2 separate regions of the Homo sapiens genome follow, and region 1 is linked to region 2. Evidence: chromatin contacts called from ENCODE Hi-C or POLR2A ChIA-PET data. All regions are on one chromosome and are shown on one strand. The core of a region is the stretch at or near the end of the contact, and the rest is flanking DNA. Distances in the headings are between cores, read along the strand shown.

Region 1 (6,614 bases), core at 1,274-3,773, 130 kb after region 2:
GAAGGATTAAGCGGTTTAATATGTGTAAGAGCTTGGTACATAGTTGGTGCTTAATAAGTGTGAACTATATGTGGGATGGGATTTTATATATAAAATTTGATTTTGAAGTGAAACTGATGATGTCACCTATATTACATGCACCAAGAGGGCATGAAAAGGTTTATTACTCACATAATGATGCTGTCTGAGTAGAGCATGGCAGGCTTCCAAGTTGGTCCAAAAATGACTTGAGAGAGCAGTGATAGGAGACTGGCTTGGGGTTTTATGGTGATTAGGGAATGGGGCTGTGGGCTGGTTTTTACACTGTACATATGCTGAGACTTGCCTGGTTTGAAATTTCTCTAATATCAACAGGTGGAGCACCTGGGCTTTCTTACCAGCTTGCCCAGATTCGAGGCAGAAGGGGAAGAGGAAATGGTGGGGCTTGAAACCTATCAGCAGTCAAGTATCAGAAATGGAGTTGGATTTCTTATTCAACACAAACAGGATAAATAAAAAGAAAACCACACTTAGATATATCATGGTCAAACTCATGAAAGAGGGAATCTTAAAGCAGCTGGTGAAAAATGGCACGCAGCATACAAATGACAGGTGATCAGCAACAGAGAAGATTGTAAAGTGATATATCTAAATCACCAACATCAGGGAGTCATAACAATAAATTGTATCTGCTTAATAAAGGAACTTAAAAATACATGCAGCAAAACTGGGTAGAATTAATGGGACAGAATCACAAATCCACAATTGGAGAGTTCAATTAGAACAAAAAAATCAGTAAAGACATAGAAGTTTTAAGTTACATTATTAAGTTACATTATTAACTACCTACGTGATATTTATAGAATACTAAACCCAACATGAGTAGAAATACAAGCGTTTCAAGTGTTCATGGTAACTTCACCAGGAAAGACTGTTTACAGGGCACAAGTCTCAATCAATTTTAAAAGATTGAAATCCAAAGTATGTTCTCTGCCACCAATAGAATAAGAAATTAATACCAATAAGACATCTGTTAAGAATTGGAAATTAAACCTTAAAATTCTGACTTATGGGTTATTCAGGGGAAAAATGAGGTAAAATATATTTCAAACCAAATTATAATGAAAATACAGCATATCACATATGTGGGATGTAGCTGAAAGAGTGCCTAATGGAAAATTTTATAGTTTTAAATAATCTGCTAGGAAAGAAAGTTACCTAAAAAGATAAAATAGAAAGTAAGTAGAAAGAAGAAATAATAAAATTAAGAGTAGAAATCAGAAAGCCAAAAGCGAGTTCTTTGGAGAGATAAACGCTTGTTAGACTGATCAAGAAAAAGACAGAGAGCCCACAATCACAAATGACCTATATTGGTACTGAAAGAGGGATTGTCATGGTAGGTCCTACAGACAGTAAAAAGATTATAAGCAAATATTATAAACAATTTTATGCCATTAAATTTGATGACTAACTGTAATGATGAAATTTAGGTTACCCCCAGCTGATGCATGAAGAAATACAAGATCTGGGTAGCCCTATAACAATGAAAGAATTTGACTTCATAATCAAAAGCTTTCCTGCAAAGGAAACTTCAGGCCCACATGGTTTTACTGGTAAATTTAAGCATTTGTGCAACAAATATCACCAATCTTATAGACAATAAACTCAGAAAAATGTTGTTTTATGAGGCTCACATAACCCTGAAACCAAAACCTGACAAAGATGCAACTAAAAGAAAAGTTAAAGATTAATATATCACTAACATACATGAGAAAAGAATACATCATAATTGAGTTCTATTCCAACAAGGTTAGTTTATAACTTTCAAAAAGTAATCAGTGTAAGCCAGCCGCAGCGGCTCATACCTGTAATCCCAGCACTTTGGGAGGCCAAGGCAGGAGGATTGCTTAAGCCTAGGAGTTCAAGACCAGCCTGGTCAACAAAGCAAGACCCCATTTCTATAGACAGATAAAATTACCCACCCAGGCATGGTGGCATGCCCCTGTGGTTTCAGCTACTCAGAGGCTGAGGCAGGAGGATCACTCGAGCCCAGGGGTTCAAGGCTGAAGTGAGCTATGATTGCACCAGTGCACTCCAGCCTGCATGAGACATTGGGACCTTGTCCCCCACCCCCGAAAAAAGAAAAATTAATCAGGTCAGATGCGATGGCTTATGCCTCTAATCCCAGCACTTTGGGAGGCCAACGCAGTAGGATTGCTTGAGAGTTAAGGAGTTTGAAACCAGCCTAGGCAACATAAGACTCTGTCTCCACAAAAAAAAAAAAAAAAAAAAAAAAAAGCCAAGCGTGGTAGTACATTCCTGTGGTTTCAGTTATTTGGAAGGCTGAGGTGGGAGGGTTACTTGGACCCAGGAAGTTGAACCTGCAGTGAGCAGTGATCACGCCACCACACTCCAGTTTGGGTGACAGAGCAAGACCCTGTCGGGCAAAACAAACAAACAAACAAAAAAACTATGTAATTTACTGCATTAACCAAGGAGGGAAACTATAAGATCACCTCACTTGGTCAAAAGCATTTGACAAAATTCATCATCCATTCATGATAAGCATTCCCAGCAAATGAGAAACAAAGAGACTTTCTCAGTCTGATAAAAGGTATTTAAGAAACACTAACAGCTAAGGATTTACTTAATCATGAAATACTGTGTTTTCCCTCAAGAACAAGACAGGGATGTCTACTCTTGTGTCCTTATTATTTTAATAGAAGACCTAGCAAGCGCAATGAGTCAGGAAAACAAAATATAAAAGGTTTAAAGATCTGAAGGAATGTTTCAAAATTCTGTTTGTAGATGACATGCTTATTTATGTAGGAAATCCTAAAGAATCTATAAATATAGCCACTAAAACAAATGAGTAAATTTAGCAAGGCTGCACTTTATAGATTCAGTGTCTAAAAATCAATTGTATTTTTGTAAATACTAGCAGCAGACAAATAGGGGTGTTAAGAAAATTCATGAATAGTAGCATCAGTACTAAATACTTAGGAATACATTAAACACACACACACAATGACCTCTGCTTAAAATGCTGAAACCTTGCTGAGAGAAGTTAAACAAATGAAGAGGGAGTTGTGATTCTCATATGGCCAGGTATGCTCTTACCAGACTGACACTCCCTCAATAACAAACTGCACAAAATTCTAAAAATAACATGAAGTACTGGAGAATAAACAAAAATAGGCATGTTTTAGAGGGGATTGACACTCGGAAGAAGGAAATGGCGTAGGCGAATTTTCTGTTTTACAGCTTTTGTCCATGCAAAGTGTGCAGGGTAGGTAAAATTCCAACACAAAACCAAGTCTTTCTGGCCTTGAAGCACCATAGGTAAGACTTGGGAGAATCACAACTATTGGAGAGTGAGGAGTGAATATCAGCAAGGAGAGTTTCAGAAAGAGAGCCCTGGATTCTGCCTACAAACTTTGCCAAAATCACCTGCTGATCCCACATGTGTACGGTAGACAGTACAGCCAGATAATCAGCCTGATTTGAATTGCTCCAGGACAGAGTTTGTGGTTTGAATGCAACCAGGTTAGTTGTCTGGTGAAACAAAAATGAAGACTTTTGGAAGATTGTAACAGAACCTCTAACTACCATCAGATAAAATTCACAATGTCTAGCATACAATCCTAAATTACCTAACATACAAAGAACAAAGAAAATGTGACCCTTTATAATGAGGAGACCAACCCTAGAAGACCTACATGTTGGAATTACCATGCAGTAAACTGATGGATACACTTGTGAATTGGAAAACTCAGTAATAAGTTAGAGTACTTAAATTACCCTGACTTCAAGACTCACCTTGAAGCCATAGTAATCTGTATAGTGTGATACTGACATAAAAACAGATAAGATAGCCCCACATAGATAAACACTGTGTGCCTATATGATTTTCAACAAAGTTGCCAAAGCAACCCAGTAGGGAAAGGAAAGTCTTTCAACAAATGGTGCTGGAACAGCTGAATATCCATGTGGAAGAATGAACATGACTCCACCTTACACCAGTGAAAACAAAATATTTCTGGATAAATTGTAGTCTAATTAAAGCTAAAACTATAAAGCTTTTATAAGAAAATATAGGAGAATATTTATGACTTGGGGGTAAACAGAGAATTGTTCAAAGTATATAGAAAGCAGTGACCATGAAAGCTGCTAAGTTAGACTCCATTGGTATACAAAACATATTATTAAAATACATTGTTAAAAAATAAGTCAGAGTGGGAGAAAATATTTGCAAAACATTTCTGAAAGGATTGAATCTAGAATTTATAAAGATTTCTATAACTCAGTAATGTAAAGATAGCCTAATTTTAAAATGGACAGTAGTTGGCTACTTCACTGAAGATAAAGGTCCAGTAAAGAAATGGAAAAATGTGTAATATCGGTAGGCTTCAGGAAAATGACAATTGAAACCACAATGAAATACCACTGCACAATCATCAGACTACCTATAATTTAAAGACTGACCACACCAAATGTTGATGAGGCTTTGGAATAACCAGGAGCTCTCTCTCATACATTGAAAGAGGGAGGACTGTAAAATCGTACTCTGGAAAATGATCTGGCAATTTATTGAAAAGCTAAACATGCATCTATCCACTGACTCAAGATTTTCACTTCTAGGTGTTTACCCGAGAAAAAAAGAAATCATATTTCTATATAATGATATGTACTTTCTTGAATGTTCATGACAACTTTATTCACAATAATTAAAACCTGGCAACAGGTCAGGTGTCTATCAGTATAAGAATGACTAAATAAATCATGCTTGTTCAAGTAATGGAAAACGACTCCACACACACACACACACACACACACACACACACGTCATATACATTAACATGGATGAATCTCAAAATCATGCTGAGTCAAAAAAGACCCAAAAGAATATGTACCATATTCCATTCATACATAGACTTTCCAGAAGACACGACACCTATGGTGAAAAGATCAGATTAGTGGTTGCCTCTGGGGATGAGCGCATGGATGCCAGACATTGAGAAATGGACATGGGTGATGATCTTGACAGGGTTGAGAAGTGTACAATGTATGCATCTGAGAAAACTCAAATGGTACCATTAAGATGTGTGTTTCATGCTGTGTAAATTTAACCTAAAGAAAAAAAGAACAGCGAACTCTAGTTATGTGCATTCTTAAGTGTCTAGATTTGTGTTATCTGCAGCTTTTATTTTTCTCTCTGAGACAGGGTCTAGCTCTGTCATTCAAGATGGAGTGAGTGCAGTGGTGCAGTCTCACTGCAGCCTCCACCTACTGGGCTCAAGTCTCGGCCTCCTGAATACTAGGAGCATAGGTGTGCACCAGCACACCCAGCTAATATTTTGTATTTTTGATAGAGACGGGGTTTCACCATGTTGCCCAGGCTGCCCACATACACCCTTATTTTTAATGTTCCAAAAAGTAAGGGATGGATAGAGAGGTTAAGTAGATACATGAGAGAGCAAAAGAAAACAAATCCAAATTACAGAATTTAGCTGATCAATGTGTAGGGTGCTTACTCGTAACTTTAATGGATGTTTGAAATTTTTTATCATACAGAACTCAGGAGAAGATGGAAAGCTTGTTCATGGAAGTATCTGAGAAGTTGGAATAAATACTTAGAAACTGTTGAGTTTTTCTTTTCTGAGATATTCCTCTCCAAAAGTTTGCTTGATTCTTTCGTTTTGTTTTGTTTTTTAAGATGGGATCTCACGGTTACCCAGGCTGGAGTGCAGTAGTGCGTCATAGCTCACTGTGGCCTGAAACTCCTGAACTCAAACTATCCTCCTGCCTCAGCCTCCCAAATAGCTGGGACTGCAGGCACATGCCACCATGCCTGGCTAATTTTTTAATTATTTTGTAGAGATGGGGTCTCACTTTGTTGCACAGGCTGTTTGCTTGATTCTTAAGAACGTATAGGGATCCAGCTGTACAGAGCTTTCTGCAGTCTTTTGTAATAGAATTAGTTGTTAAAATTGTACTTATTACATGAGCATCAAAGACCTTGGAATAAAGCTATTCCTCACATATCTGGACATTATTTGGACTTACTATGTTACCGATTAGGAAGACTTGGTATTAGTTTATTTTTTAAAATTCTGTTTCATGTGTGTTCTTATAAAATTATACAAATAACAGTACCACACCATTGTGTGGTGAGCTCTACTTAGAGCTCTGTACAGCTTGGGTATCTGGAATGTAGACATGCTCTGTTCTGATTTGAAACTTAGAATGAAACCCTGACATACCGGAATGCACATTTGGTGACTGTTTGTTTTTGAATGGTTACTATTTCATTGCTACAAGATAAAATCGAAAAACATTTTCTACACAGAGTGAAGGTTTAAGCCAGTTAAGGACCCTGTTAAACTGTCTCCAGATTTAATTACTGCCCAATTATGCCTTAATTATGAAGGAATGTGAGCACTTATTAGCTATTGTTGATGATTCAACCTTTTTGAAATAAATTTCTTAATATATTTCTTTTATATTTTCAATTTTTATTCAGGAATATCTCAAATTTTCAAGAGATACAGTTTTTTGCATCTGTAATGCAGCAACTTAAAAAATCATTTGCACCTACTTATTTCTCAATCAGGATTGTCTACATTTTGCAAATA
Region 2 (6,637 bases), core at 2,940-5,439:
GAGAGAAGACTCCCACAGAATAGGGCTGTCAGGAATGAGCTCAGGGAGGAAGGGGCTCAGAGGGCCCAGGATCCTGAGAGGGGTTTAGTAAGGTGGGTACTGAGCCCCGCAGATTCCAATTCTAACATTATAGGAAGTCTCCTTCTCTCCATACCCATGCTCCTGCCCCAATCACACCCTTGTTAGCTAACCTGGACCATAGCAGAAACATTCCCCCTCTAGATTCCCAGCCTCTTCCCCACCTTGCGTCTGTAAACCTTGACTTCAATGGAAACCAGAGTGATATTTTCAAACTGTCACCCAGATGCTGTCACCTGCGTGCTTCCTCCCTGCCTACAGGAAACAGTTCAATCTCCTGGGGGCCAAAGCATTTCAGTGAGACATCTGCTCTTGCCTGGCAGCCCCCGCCCAGGCTCTTATTGGCCCCTGGCCTCCCCTCCTGCCTGCCAGACTGAAATTCCCTTCCCACTCTGCTCCATCTGCCGACATCGCCCCACATTTGAGGGCTCCATCCAGCAACACTTCCTGGGTAACCCCTTCCTGACCTCCCAAGGAATAGGGACAACTCCCTTCCTCCGATCCCCTTGGGGCCCCCTGCCTACACCTATGTGACCTGGTCACAAGCCTGTCTTCCCTACCAGACCTGGGCTCCATGGGATCATTCCAATTCCCTGCAGACTGACACAGGGTCTGGCCCCAAAGAAGAGCTCCATACACACTGAGTTAACAATCAATGCTATCTTGTACTTTCTAAGTACACTTTCCCCTTGCAAGTTGCTTTTATGCATGATTTCATTTGATTCTCAGAATAAACCCCCCAAATTATCTCCATTCACCAGGTGCAGAAGCTGAGGCTTAGATACATGGAGGGTGTGGTCCAGGCCCATCTGGGAGTGTGTACAAGAACTCCCACCTGCCCAGAACATTGCCCTGAGGACAGTGGCTTCTCTCTTCCAGGTAGCTCCTTTAAAAGCCACTAGGATAGACTGGGACTCCAATTCTAAAGCAGTTCAGTGAGTCCTCCACAAAAGATTTCCAGAAGTCATTCCCAAACATTCACCTTGGCCTTTCCACCACATCCACCACCTCCTCCCTGAGCCAGCTCTTCCCCTTCCAGTGAGAGCTTCCCTCACTGCCCTGAGTGACCCCACTGATCTGCATGGGCCCAAGCTCGGGGCAATGGGCACCAACACCAAACCTGCAAGAAACCTACCCTCTGTGCCTCAATAGGCCATCTGCCCGGCTTCCATCAGATCCTGCCTGGCTTCCTTCATGACCTGGTCTGCAATGCTAACTATGGTGACGTGAAAGGAACATTTCAGCCAGGAAAGCAGGCTGCACAACCACAGTGCACTTTCACCCTGGCAGTGCAGGGATTTGCCGCTGTGTCCCTCCTGTCCCCCCATCTCTCCCCAAAACCTCTCCCCATACCCCTGACCTTCTTTAACCTTGGAAGGACCAAGATGGAGGCAGCAGCTGCAAGCTTACTTTCCTGTCCCCATCCTACCTCCCCACCTCCTCACACTATCTGTTGCCTCCCCAGCCTTCACCCAACACACCTGCATTCCAGAAGCTTCAATGGCAAAGTTTATTGTCAAACCACCCTGGTCTCCTACTGAGCGGAGCCAGCTCCTGACAAGGACCTTGTTCCCAGGACCCCTAGAAGCCAGAACCTTGCTGCAATTTCAGGATATTGAAACATGCAGCCAGGACAGCCTCAGCACAGAGGACTGAGGCCCCTGCCCAAGCCCCATACTTTTGAGGACTCCACTCGGGTCCTCCTCCTGCTGTCTCTCTCCCCACGGGTCAGGAGTCCACAAGGCAGGGTTGGCAGATAAAATACAGGATGCCCAATTAAATTTGAATTTCAGATAAACAAATAATTTGGGGGGTATAAGTATACATTTGGGACATACTACTATTAAAATATTATTTGTTGATTATTGATATGGTTTGGCTGTGTCCCCACCCAAATCTCATCTTGAATTCCCACATGTTGTGGGAGGGGCCTGGCTGGAGGTAATTGAATTATGGGGGCAGGATTTTGCGTGCTGTTCTTGTGAGAGCCAATAAGTGTCACCAGATCTGGTGGTTTTAAAAAGAAGAGTTCCCCTGTACAAACTCTGTCTCGTTGTCTGCTGCCATCCATGTAAGACATAACTTGCTCCTCCTTGCCTTCTGCCATGATTGTGAGGCTTCCCCAGCCATGTGGAGATGTAAGTCCATTAAACCTCTTTCTTTTGGAAATTCCCCTGTCTTGGGTATGTCTTATCAGCAATGTGAAAACAGACTAATGCAATTATCTAAAATTCAAATTTAAATGGGTGTCCTGTGTTTTAATTCAGCGGTCCCCAACTTTTTTTGGCACCATGGGCCAGTTTCACGGAAGACAATTTTTCCACAGACAGGGCACAGGTTTGGTTTCAGGATGAAACTGTTCCACCTCAGATCATCAAGCATTAGTTAGATCCTCATAAGGAGCAGGAAACCTAGATCCCTCGCATGCACAGTTCACAATAGGGTTCTCGCTCCTATGAAACTCTAATGCCTGATGATCTGACAGGAGGCAGAGCTCAGATAGTAATCCTCATCCACCTGCTGTTCACCTCCTGCTATGCAGCCCACTTCCTAACAGGCCATGGACCAGAATAGGTCCACGCCCAGGGGTTGGGGACTCCTGTTTTAATTTACTAAATCTGGTAACCCTAGCACAAAGTCAAGGGACATGCCCACCTGGAGCTCATGCCCTCCCTTTCGGATCATGCTTCAGGTACCCAGGGCCCTGCCCAAAGGTCCTGGGGCCCACATGGACGAAAATTATTATCTGAGCTCTGCCTCCCGTCAGGGGCCCACTTTAGGGCCTCTGCAGGTCCTCTTCCCGCAGCTGTCTGCTCTCACCAGTGTACACACTACCGGGCCTGAGGATTAGCCTGGGGGGTGTTTGGCTCTCGGGTGGGGATGGAGCTTGGGCTGCAGGCTGGGTGTCCATGCCTGCTCTGCAAGATCCTTACGGCGAAGTCAGAGCCTGGGCTAGGGAAAGGAAGGGGCAGACCACCGACCAGGGCTTCCATCTGTACTTCCGCCCAGCCTAGTAATGTTTCAGCAGGCCTGGCAGCAGGCACAAATGGCTCCTCCCAGAAGCCAAGCAAGGCAGTCCACACCTGTCACTCCTTACCCACTTCCCGCCTGCAGAAGTGTCCAGGTAGAGGAGTGGAGTCCCCTGAGGGAGCCTGTTTGCTGGCCAGGGTGGGACAGCGCTGTGGTCATGCCATTACTGGCTTCATTGTTCAGGAGAGTATCCCAGGCCAGGGTTGCAGGAAAACTGGTAGCCGATTGGAATTTAGTGGCTTTCCTATCAGGAAGCTGACAGGGCCCTGGCAACATCCCTGAGCCTCAGTGTCTTCAAGGGCAAAAGGGGAAGAGTTCCTACCTCTTGGATGGTTGTGAAAATTAGCATGATTCCATAAAACTATGGAGACAGTAAAAAGAGCAGGAGTTGCCAGGAGTTGGAAAGACGGAGGGTTGAATTTCTGGAGCAGTGAAAATGCTGTGTGATACCGGAATGACATGGCCTTACACATGTCATACCCATGGAGTGTACAGCACCAAGGGTGAACCCTAAAGAAAACTGTGGACTTTGGGTGACCCTGATGTGGCAGTGTAGGTTCACAATGGCAACCAATGCATGCCCTGGTCTGGAGGTCGAGAGTGGGGGAGGTTGTTCGGGGGTGGGTACAGGGGGGAAATGAAACTTTTTGTACTTTTGGCTCAATTTTATTGTGAATCTAAAATTGCTTGAAAAAAATAACGTCCATTAACTTTAAAAATGAGGTGTGGTAAAGAACGGACGAGTGCTTACACACAGTCATTCAACAGACATTTACTAAGTGCCTACGACGCGTCTGTATTTCTACAGGACCACTAAGCGTGAAGCAGGTAGAGTGAGACTTAGGACCCCGGGAGAAAAACCGCCCCTGGAGGGCGCGCCACGGGTGTGCGGTGTAGACGCGGGCGGGCCGGCGGCGGAGGAGGAGGTCCCGGCGCCGACCCCTGGAGCGGAGGCAGCAGCCGGGCGCAGCGAGACAAGTAGGCTGGGCTGGCCTGGCCGGCCAGGTGCGGGGAGGAGGCTCACAGACTGCGGCTAAGCCTGAGTCCGAGCCCAGCTGCGAGGCGGGGGCCGGGGCATGGGAGGAGGAGCGGGGAGGAGCCGGGAGGGGCGGGGGAGGTGGCCCGGGGGCGCGCCCCACCCCCAGCCCTGGCCCCCGCCCCCGGCCCAGCGCCCCCGCGTGGCCGCCGCTCGCAGTGCGCAGCGCAGGGAACAAAGCCCGCGGCGGGGCGGGGTCGGTTCGGCGGCTGGGTCCGGGCACCGGGATTCTGGGAAGCACCGACGCCCGAAACAAAAGCAGCTGTGCTTCTAGGCACGCTGTTGGAGATTATTCCGAGGAGCGCAAGCTGGGAGGGAATGAGGCGCTGTGACACCCCCTTCCCATTGGCAAAGGTTGCTTCCCCAGCCCCACAAAGCTCCATTCCGAGCGCTGGGCTGGCAGAGACCCGACTCCCGGCCGAGATGGACTGGAGAGGGGAAGAGCACAGGGCTAGGGAGCGGAAGCTTCGGGTCACTCTACAAAGTCCCGCAGAATGGTGCTTGCGGAGAGCACAGAGGGGATGGCCCCAGAAGCCCCACTCTCGGAGGCTGTGATGTGGACTGAAGTTAGTAGTGGGGCAGAAAAGCACATGGAGGAGCGTCCGGGCCCCCAGGCTCGCGGACCTGCAGTCAGCTGGAGAGGGTCAGAACAAGGGAGTCTCTCTGCTCTGAGACCCCTCAGCACCCCTCACTCTGCTGGGTCCCATGGTCCCTGCCATCTCCTGCCCGCAGAGGCTACCTTTACTCAGCACCACCCTCCTCATGGGCAGGGGAGGAGATGCCACTTTCCCCTATAAAACATCCCAGAGCTGCCTAAGGTGGCAAAGGAAGGAGACCCTGGTGAGGACAGGCCCTCAGTGCCACTCCTGCTCCAGTGCCCTGGCCCGAAGCTGAGCATGGACCTCAGCCTGAACCCAGGTGTTTGGCTGAAACCCGGCCGGAGCATCCACTAACACCTCAACGGGGGTCAAGAATGATGGGGGGAAACAGAGGCAGACCCTCCTGAATCCAGACCAAGCTTGTCCAACCCGCGGCCTCTGGCCGCGTGAGGCCCAGGATGGCTTTGAATGCGGCCCAACACAAATTCGTAAAATTTCTTCAAACAGTACGAATGTGTTTTTTTGTGATATTTAAAAAGTTACTCAGCTATCGTTAGTCTTAGTGTATCTTATATGTGGCCTAAGACAATTCTTCTTCCATTGGGACCCAGGGAAGCCAAAAGACTGGACACCCCTGATCTAGACCCTCTGCATTTGCAGACACTGCCTGTCTGGTCAGCTCCATGGGCCCATTTATCTTTGCGCCACAGCCCACTTCCCAGTGGGCCACAGCAGGTCCCCTTCCGCCTCCCAAGGCCAGTCCCAAGAAGGAGACGTCCAGAGAGTCTCCTAGGATTACCCACCTTTTTCCCAGAAACTGACACGCTGAGGGTGGCCTTGTAGAGTCCAGCAGGACACTCACTTCAGCCCAGGGAACACACGGAGTCGGCCAAATCAGTCAGGGATGTGGACTCATTCCTTCCACACAGTCCTTGGTGGTGGGGATCCGCTCTTCACCAACTCACTTGTGCTTCTACACAGGGCACCTGTGGCCAGCATTTCCAAGGAGGATGCTGGTGGTGCACCCCCTGTGGACAAGACGCTGTGGGAGCACTTTACATCATCCTATCCAGCCGAGTGGCTTCCCTCCCGCACAGCAGCCAACCTGTCTCTGGTCTCATCCTAAGCCCGGGGCAGTTTCCCTCAATCCTGCCTGCTATCCCTGTTTCCACTTCTAACCTCAGACACAAGCTTCTTCATCTGGTGGTGGTTTTCTTAAAATTACGACCCATACCTCATTATCTGCTGAGGCTGCAACTTGAAAGCTTTGGAGAAAGCACCAGCAGGGTGGTATTAACAGTTGATTAAATACAGTTGTTGTCATTTGCATTATTGCTGCAAACTCCTAGACATCAGGTCTTTGGTTAAGAAGTCATCTCCCTACACTTATATATTGTTAGTGGGAATATAAATTAGTCCAGCCACTGTAAAAAGCAATTTGGGCCAGGCACAGTGGCTCATGCCTGTAATCCCAGCACTTTGGGAGGCAGAGGTGGACGGATTGCCTGAGGTCAGGAGTTCGTGACCAGCCTGGCCAACGTGGTGAAACCCTGTCTCTACTAAAAATACAAAAAAAAAAAAAAAGAGCTGGGCGTGGTGGTGCACGCCTGTAGTCCCAGCTACTTGGGAGGCTGAGGCAGGGGAATTGCTTGAACCAGGGAGGTGGAGGTTGCAGTGAGCCGAGATCATGCCACTGCACTCCAGCCTGGGCGACAGAGCAAGACTCCGTCTCAAAAAAAAAAAAAAAAAAAAAGCCATTTAGAGATTTTTCAAAGAACTTAGAACTACCATTCTACTCAACAATCCCCTTACTGGGTATATATCCAAATAAAATAAATCATTCTACCAAAAAGATGCATGCACTCACGTTTACCACAGCACTATTCACAAGAGC

The links. A loop is a pair of places that touch in the nucleus more often than their neighbours do. ChIA-PET counts read pairs that join two places held with the same protein, here RNA polymerase II (POLR2A). Pooled maps may share reads with other maps.
Region 1: a map of heart left ventricle shows a loop between it and region 2 (2.6-fold over the local background). The contact joins two enhancer-like sites. A Hi-C loop is called at or near these places in 8 of 168 maps with a recorded cell type or tissue (CD4-positive, alpha-beta T cell, CD8-positive, alpha-beta T cell, Calu3 and 5 more) and 7 of 50 pooled maps. POLR2A ChIA-PET finds 5 or more read pairs at or near these places in 2 of 52 experiments (A549 and activated T-cell).

The regions. Positions count from the first base shown.
Region 1 is chr18:47,877,705-47,884,318 of GRCh38, reverse strand. All of the region lies in intron 2 of SMAD2 (SMAD family member 2), which reads left to right. Among named protein-coding and RNA genes, the nearest start is that of SMAD2, 50 kb to the left of the region's middle. Within about 2 kb of position 2,523, at least 3 of the 41 ENCODE cell types and tissues checked have a DNase peak (open chromatin) inside an H3K27ac peak, as active enhancers do.
Region 2 is chr18:48,005,968-48,012,604 of GRCh38, reverse strand. No RefSeq gene overlaps it. Among named protein-coding and RNA genes, the nearest start is that of SMAD2, 79 kb to the right of the region's middle. RefSeq lists silencers at 4,205-4,254, 4,265-4,374 and an enhancer at 4,050-4,963. Within about 2 kb of position 4,189, at least 14 of the 41 ENCODE cell types and tissues checked have a DNase peak (open chromatin) inside an H3K27ac peak, as active enhancers do.